Linked DNA regions of Homo sapiens: all the other regions are linked to region 1. The links are chromatin loops, found by intact Hi-C in ENCODE. Cell type or tissue: GM12878. All regions are shown on one strand.

Region 1 (2,500 bases):
AAATAAAGCAAAAAACAGTCTTAATACAAATATTTTGTCTTTCTATATCACTTGCATTGAGAACTAGAACATGTCCCCCAGATGTACACAGGAATATTTCATCTTTGTCAGTATTACATGGAAAGACTAAATTGAATATCCTCTTTGTCCCTAAAAGCTAGCCCCAGAGTCAAAATATGCTGCACTTCAGAATTCCCCCCCCCCATTTCCTATATTTCCTTTTTCCATATTTATTCAACATTCTAGGCTTTTGCTTTCTCAGAATATGCATCTCTGTGTATCAAGTGTGAAAGATGAGTGATTTCTCATGAGGGTTATGTAGTGAAAACAGCACAAATATAGCTTGGCCATTATAACTTTAAATGCAGATATATCCTCACGTTATGTAGTGGAGATGCTTAATTTTTATTTTTTCAAGTTCTAGAAATATTCAGTGCTGAAACATTACAGCATTTTCCTTCAAACCGACTTCCATGTTTATTTTCCAGAACATTAGTGTATAATTTAAATTGGCTTTAGTTTTACTGTTTAAACAGGCTTATTTCACCTTCCTCAAGCCACTGTAATAATTAGCAGACATGTTCTCTAGAAAATGGAAAGGAAATAATGCTGGTGGCATGCATAGTGGTCGGATTTTGGGGCAGGCCGGCTTGCATCTTTTTGAACACCAAGGTCGTTTGGTTACTGCAAGGGACAGGGATCTTGGAGTCATCAGATGAATCTTAAAAAAAAATTAATTTCTGGCAGTGTTGGCTTACACTTTTTAGTGAGGAAAAGCTTAGCATTAAATAATAGGCATTTCTGATTTGTGAAAGAAAATTGAAAAATTGGCATGTCTGCAAATACCACGAAAAACATAACATTTCCAAAATAATGATCTGTCAACGAAATTGCAAAATCATTATGTGAATGAGCTGAATTGCTTTGTGTATCATCTCATAGAAATATGTTTTGCACAGATAATGTGTCTAATAAGGACACATTTTTAAAATCAGATTTTTTTCCCCCCAGCAAATAGCTGCACTGCAGGTCTCTCTCAAGCAGTCAACTAGCACCACCTTATGGATGATTTGGGGACATTGCTGCTTCCCTGCTAGGCTTTCGTAAAATGTAGTCAACTGATTTAAAATAATGGGAATGTTGATGGTGATGACAATATTAATGACAATAATAATGCTTTTTTCCCCCTTCTTGTTTTTCAGGCATCAGATGCCAGCTCTGAAAAACTCTTCAACACTGTTATTGTAAACAAAGGTAAGACCCATTCATTCTCCTGAGTAATGGCTTATTTTTATGTTAGTTTCATTGTCATTGCCTAGGAAGAAAGAAGAGCTAGAGTGATCTTTCTCTTATAATTCTGAAGCTACTGTTGATGTTTCATGTTTTTGCTTGAGATGGAAGTCTGCATACTTTGTGATGCATTAACATTAACAACCAGTTTATTTTAAAAGAATACATTGAGTCCCTATTTAAACTGATTTGACTAATCACTACTACTATGTGACTTTAATATAGAAAGCTGTACTCGAGAAGAATAGTTCTCAAAATGCCTGAACTTTATTGTTACTTATCAACTACCCAGCAATAGGAGAAATATAAATAGCTGATGTGCATTGCAGACTCCAGTAATCAATGGATGTTTAGAATTCACAGTATTATGGTCATAAACCAAGCCTTACTCTGCTGTGGGCTTTCTGTAAAGTTAATAAACGAGCGAGAGGGCAGAATTTAAATATGCACTATCCCATTAATTTCTTCCAAACCACGATCTAGAGTAAGAGAGGCTAATGATATAGCAGTACATTAAGGGAAAACTAACCTTAAATCATTGCCAGTAGGTTTCTGCGCAGCTTTCATTTGTTAGCAGTATCGTTGGAAATAAGGAAATTTAGGGGAGTCTGTAATCACTGGCTCTGAAAGGTGTGTAATTTGAAAGGGACAAACCATATAAACTATTTAATCTTCCCCTTTCCACTGTCGAGCCTGATTTAGGGGCTGGCATGATAATTGCTAAGTAAAGATGTGCTTTCTGTGATAATCTCTTTCTGGGTTACATGGGCGACACTTGGTAGCACTTGAACAGACTTGGGCCTTCACAAAGTGAAATTTGAGACCATTTCAGCCTTCTGTAGTTGCCTTGGCTAGCATTTTTGCTAGCTGGTTAGTAAGACATTTCCAAGTGCAGTTATTTTGAGCTCCCAGATTATTTTAGAATTTGAACCAATTGCAATTTTAAATAGTACATTATGTTTAGAGTTCCCTTGAGGTGTATGTGATTGCCGTTACTCCCAGAATTACTGTCATATTGAATTTTATCTTTTTTTATTGCATAATGGAGTATTCCAGTTTTATATTTCATCATATTTTCTGATGGACTGAAAGTTTGTATAAATGTGTTATCCATAATGCTAAAAGCCCAATAAAAGAAGATGTGTGCCATTCATAGCATACAGTACTCGTGTGTAAAAATGCACAATTGTCTACCACTTGGCGTTTCCTT
Region 2 (2,500 bases), 100 kb before region 1:
AGGAGCGAGGCGGGCCGGGGCGCTCCGCGGGCCGGGGCGGGGCTGGGGCGGGCGGCGCGCAGCTCCTGGGCCGAGGCATCCGCGAGCCGCGGGTAGATCGCTCGCGTCTGATCGCCGCCCGGGAGCTCCCGCGGAGCCGGCTGCCAGGACTCGTTCCAGCTCCAGTGCGGGGCTGCCCGGGCGTCCAGAGGCGGCGGACGGCGTGCCGGCAAGTTTCCCCGGCACCTGCCAGTGCCCGCGAACCCACCTCGGAAGCCAGACCCGGGGAGGCAGAGGCAGAGGCCGGCTGGCTCCAGCCGTGGTACCGCACGGCTGCCACCCTCGGACTTCCGTCTTGAGTCTCCTGAGGCTGAGAAGCAGCAGATGCCGAACCTGCCCCCTGACGTGGACGTACACCTCAAGACCTAAAATGCGCCCTGCCTGGAGACTTTGAACTTAGTCTTCTGGAAATGCGGAGACCGCTTCGGGTGGTTTTGTTTTTGCATCCTCTTCGGCTAGGTTTGGCTTTGGGATTCTCTGGCTACCTGGATACGCCTTTCCTTTGTGGGCAAGTCTCCCGCGGATCGCAGCACCAGCAGCCAACCCTGGGGCACACCAGCCTTTAAAACCCCCGAGCCTGGAGACGCATGGAGCTAGAGAAGAGGACCCAACTCCTGACCACGTAAGGACTCTGATTCCACCTTTCCCGTGATGGAGAGAAATATAATTTCATGGCAGAATTTTCTTTAAGCACATTGTCTGATAGGATTGGCAATTACTAACCAGGAAAATGAGTAGCAATTAGGAGTTCAGTAATAAATGGAAGTCTATTGTCCTAATTGAGTGGAATTACTGACTGGTAATGGCAACACTGAATTCTTCAGTTTAATTAAGAGTTTATATAATTATAGTGCACTTTTTATTTCTTGGGGGAGCCATGGGGTAGGAATTAAATAACCAGTGTGATGGTTAAGAAACCCATTTAATGGGTAAGTAACCAATGAGTTGAAATGAATGTGAGTGCCTTGCTCAAGCAATGCAAACTTAGATGAATTCCTGATAAAGAGATGTAACAGCTTGGGCCAAGCAAGACTTTCAGCTGCTAATTCCTGTCTGATAAAAATCTGAACGGCTTAGAAATGATTGGGTAATCTCTAAAACTGGCACACTGAAACTGTTTTAGAGATACCAGAGCTCCCTCTCTCCTGCCGGGGTATTAACCCCGATTTGTGCTCTCTGTCGCTGTGTTTTCCACATTCTTCAAGAGTGAAACGAGTGGGTCATTTGAGAGTGCTTTTGCAGCCTGGGGTTTCTGTATGGAAAATCTTGTGATTGAGCTGTTGAGCTGTAAATGTTGATAGCTGAAGGGGATAGACAAGCTTCATCGAAGTTACTCAAATTCAAAGCAGAGTGAGTATGTAGGTGTGCAATTTGGGAACTAATCTGTAATTATAAAGATGTTATTTTCCTCTTTGGTGGTGTATTGTTTCCTTTACTATTATGTTCTCAAGAAATTGTTCCCCTTGTGGGAAGCAGTGAAATTGGAGAGAAATCCCTGCTCAGAGGATAATTACTTATATTTTTGGTGTAGGTTTCTGGGAATCCTTTTAACCCTACATTGGGATGCACATATTTATTTCCATAAGAAGCTCCAGCAGGTTTGGAAATCACTAGGTTTTGAATACACTGGTAGATAATTAGCACTTCAAGTAACAATATTTATGCCACTCTGTACCTTGACTTCTTTTTCTTGCTTACACGAGGTCTAGATTTTCAACAGGATGATCAGGGACTACCTTCTCTAGAGAGCTTGCATATTGCAAGTGGGTTCAGGGAGCACCATTATAGTTGCATTTCACTCCAGAAGAGACAGTGAGTGGCATGGAAGGGGCATTGCATCTTGAATACTGCATGCGTTTTAAAGTTTGCAGAGCTTATTCATAAATCCGCTTGGTTAATGAGAAAAAAGCAGGTATCGAAAGACGTTTGCTGTATGTGTGCCTCCCAGTCTCAGCCCTTCCAGGTGCTTTGCAGGTCCCTAAGTACAGAGTGTCACTGTCCAGAATTTTAAGGGCTTACCTACCCTGGTTTTTCCCCTCTCCCCTAGTCCTGTTTTGTCATTGCTACCATGAAAATCTAGCAAAAGTGTAGAAAGTTGTGTCCTTCCAGAACCACGGTTTCTCAGTGCAGGTTTACTGTATTGAGCGCCCACTCCTTTTCTGTTTGTATTCTGCCCAAGGCACAGCAGACATTCACTCCTTTTATTTCCCATGAAATTGTACAACAGGCAGAAGCTTGAAGATACAACACGGATGGAAATTTGAGCCTTGTAACGTTCAAAAATGACACAATTGCCAAGTTTCCTAACTTTTCCTAAGAGTTGATTAAAGATCACAACTTCATATCGCTCCTTTTTCCCTATGCATTTGCCGTCCATCACACACCTGACTGTGAGCTGTTGTAATAGCTAGATGAGGTTTAAAAAAAGAGGGAGTAGGGGCTCAAGGATTGCTGTCCTCTC
Region 3 (2,500 bases), 270 kb before region 1:
ATAAAACGGTACAAAAATTCAACCCAACATTTAAATAATTAGTAAGTTACCCTGTTGTTGTGTGTGATATAACATATCTTTCATGGAAATAACTGGAAAAATGAAACTATTGGTATGTCTTTCTGGCTGCTTTCACATACCTGAACTGATTTAATTCTCACAAAAATCCGGTGGGGTGTGTATCATCGCCATTCACTGGTTAAGAAAGGTAGACTCCAAGAATTAAGTTCCTTTCCAAACACAGCATGATTATTAAGTGGAGGGGGTCAGAATTTGAACCTACGTCAGCCTCAGACTGAATGAGCACTTCCTGTGAGCCAGGGACTGTGCTCAGTCCCTCTTAAGGGAGAGCTGTCTTCTGTGGAGCAGAAATACGGCTATATGGCTGCATTCACTGCTGCTTGTAGGCGCTGCAATCTCTTTTCGGTTTCAGCTTGCCTCTGTACTTTGCCAAGCAATCAATCAGGAAAATATTTTGAAGTAGTTTCTTTGTATAGCCTGAGAGAGAGAGTGAGATGGTACGTTATACTGGCTAAGAACATGAACTTTGAAGGACATAACTGGGTTCAAGTGCCATCTCTGTCACTGGAAGCCTTACTTACCTTCTCATCTCTAAAATGGAAGGGTGGTAGTATAATACTTTCTTCTAGAGCTGTTGTCAGGATTCTTGGTGTTTTTTGTTTGTTTGTTTGTTTCTTTGTTTGTTTGTTTTGGACAGGGTCTCTCTCTGTCACCCAGGCTAGAGCACAATGACATGATCAGAGCTAACTGCAGCCTTGACCTTCCGGGCTCAAGCAATCCTCTCACATCAGCCTCCCAGGTAGCTGGGACCACAGGCATGCATGACCATACCTGCTAATTTTAAAATTTTTTGCAGGGACAGGGGTCTCGCTATGTTGCCCAGGCTGGTCTTGAACTTCTGGGCTCAAGAGATCATCCCGCCTCAGTCTTCCAAAGTTCTGGGATTAAAGGCATGAGGCATTGCACCTGGCCTCAGGATTCTTTTTTGATGAATGCCAGCCAACAGCTGGCATTTCTAGAGGAAAACATGCTCTGCCGTTGTTCCTGTGGAGGAACCCTGCAAGATGTGAAATGCACTTCAACAACCAGGCTTTTCCAAAATAGAGAGCTCAGGGCTGCCCTGCCATCATGGACACCCCATCTCTCCTTTAGCTTGAGATGGACATTGACCCTTTGGCTGGGAATTGAATCATGTTGGTGATACTTAGCATGGAAAGCCGTAGCTACATTCAGTGTCTCACAACCTTAGTGGTGGAAGGAAGAATGGTTGCAGCAGCTTCATTACCTGGGGAAAAAGAACTTGGAATTCCAAGCACTTTAAGAAAGATGCTTTTACTTTGAGTGTTGGAGAAAATAGAGCAATTACCTATTGAAGACAAAGTGGATGAAAAAACACCTCTGTTCATGCTACCCTGATCATGTAATCTATTCATATTCATTCTGCCTTCCTGAAGGTGATTCAAGCCAGACTGGCTGTTCCTGCTGGCTGTGCCTTTCCTTCCCCAGGATACACAGGGCACATGGTGATCACCTGAGATTCCCAGCTAAACTCAGACATTTTCTACTCCAAGAGGAGATTCCTCAAAGGGCTATAGCACACAGGCAGCATCAGATAATGTGGAATGAGTGGAAGGAGGGAGGGAGGAGGAATCCATAAATCATCAAATTGTTGTTGAGCATCTTTGAGGGTCCTCAAGAATACACTAGACCCTGTGATGATTCCAGGGACAACCAGCCTGCACTTTCTGAGGAGTTCACTGCCTGCCTGGGGAGCAAGACTTGTATATGTTAAATTAGCAAAGAATTTATGCAAGACGTATGTGAAATCAGTGAAGAATTCTATTCTATCTAGACTAGAGCCAGGGAGATTTCCAACACCTGGCTCATGTATGCTTTTTAAAAAAAGATATTCAGTCTTACTGAAGATGAATAGATGGATGGATGGATGGTTTCTAACATCTATTGATTGCTTCCTATGTATCAGGCAGTGTTCTAGACATTTTTATGTTTATTACATATGTACTTATACAAATTATATGTTTATTAACTCAATTAACGTTCTTAGCAACACTATGAGGTACATACTGTCAATAGCCCCATTTAATAGATGAGGAAACTGAAGCACAGAGAGGTTAAGTTCCTTGCTAGAGGTTTCACAGATGGTGTACAGTACAGGCAGGCTTTGCACCCAGGCAGTCTGGCTCCATAGTTATATATGAAGGATAACGATGTGGTCTTTTCAAGAGCTGTTGGCATCTTGGTTCACACTGAAAGCTACCAGGCTTTGTTATCTGTTCCTCTGGCTTTGGCTTCCTGAGTCTTAAGCACCCTTCTCTTTTCTAGAACATAGACCAGCTTGAACCAACCCTCTGTGATTCCACCCCGCCTCTCCCCTGGCTGCACCAGGCCTCTCATTTGTAGTTTCTCTTACTGAGCACATTTCTAAACGAGGACGGTTGCTCCACTTTAAGGACATACA

The links. A loop is a pair of places that touch in the nucleus more often than their neighbours do. Peaks named below come from ENCODE experiments on the same cell type or tissue, not always from the same donor. Only the 100,000 strongest peaks of a DNase experiment are listed, where the experiment ranks them.
Region 2: it touches region 1 in a loop (2.9-fold over the local background); 16 of 110 quality-filtered maps call a loop at or near these places.
Region 3: it touches region 1 in a loop (2.3-fold over the local background); 12 of 110 quality-filtered maps call a loop at or near these places.

Annotation. Positions count from the first base shown.
Region 1 is chr7:70,697,367-70,699,866 of GRCh38, forward strand. AUTS2 (activator of transcription and developmental regulator AUTS2) reads left to right here. Exons shown (of 19, transcript NM_015570.4): 6 at 1,203-1,254. Among named protein-coding and RNA genes, the nearest start is that of GALNT17, 430 kb to the right of the region's middle. In GM12878, a CTCF peak has its summit at 1,058; a DNase peak (open chromatin) is centred at 1,063; H3K4me3 peaks cover 2,326 bases; H3K27ac peaks cover 404 bases.
Region 2 is chr7:70,596,139-70,598,638 of GRCh38, forward strand. All of the region lies in intron 5 of AUTS2 (activator of transcription and developmental regulator AUTS2), which reads left to right. Among named protein-coding and RNA genes, the nearest start is that of GALNT17, 530 kb to the right of the region's middle. RefSeq lists an enhancer at 1-448 and a silencer at 18-217. In GM12878, no CTCF peak of the experiment used is centred here; no DNase peak of the experiment used is centred here; H3K4me3 peaks cover 783 bases.
Region 3 is chr7:70,423,894-70,426,393 of GRCh38, forward strand. The region is part of intron 4 of AUTS2 (activator of transcription and developmental regulator AUTS2); the gene reads left to right. Among named protein-coding and RNA genes, the nearest start is that of GALNT17, 710 kb to the right of the region's middle. In GM12878, no CTCF peak of the experiment used is centred here; no DNase peak of the experiment used is centred here.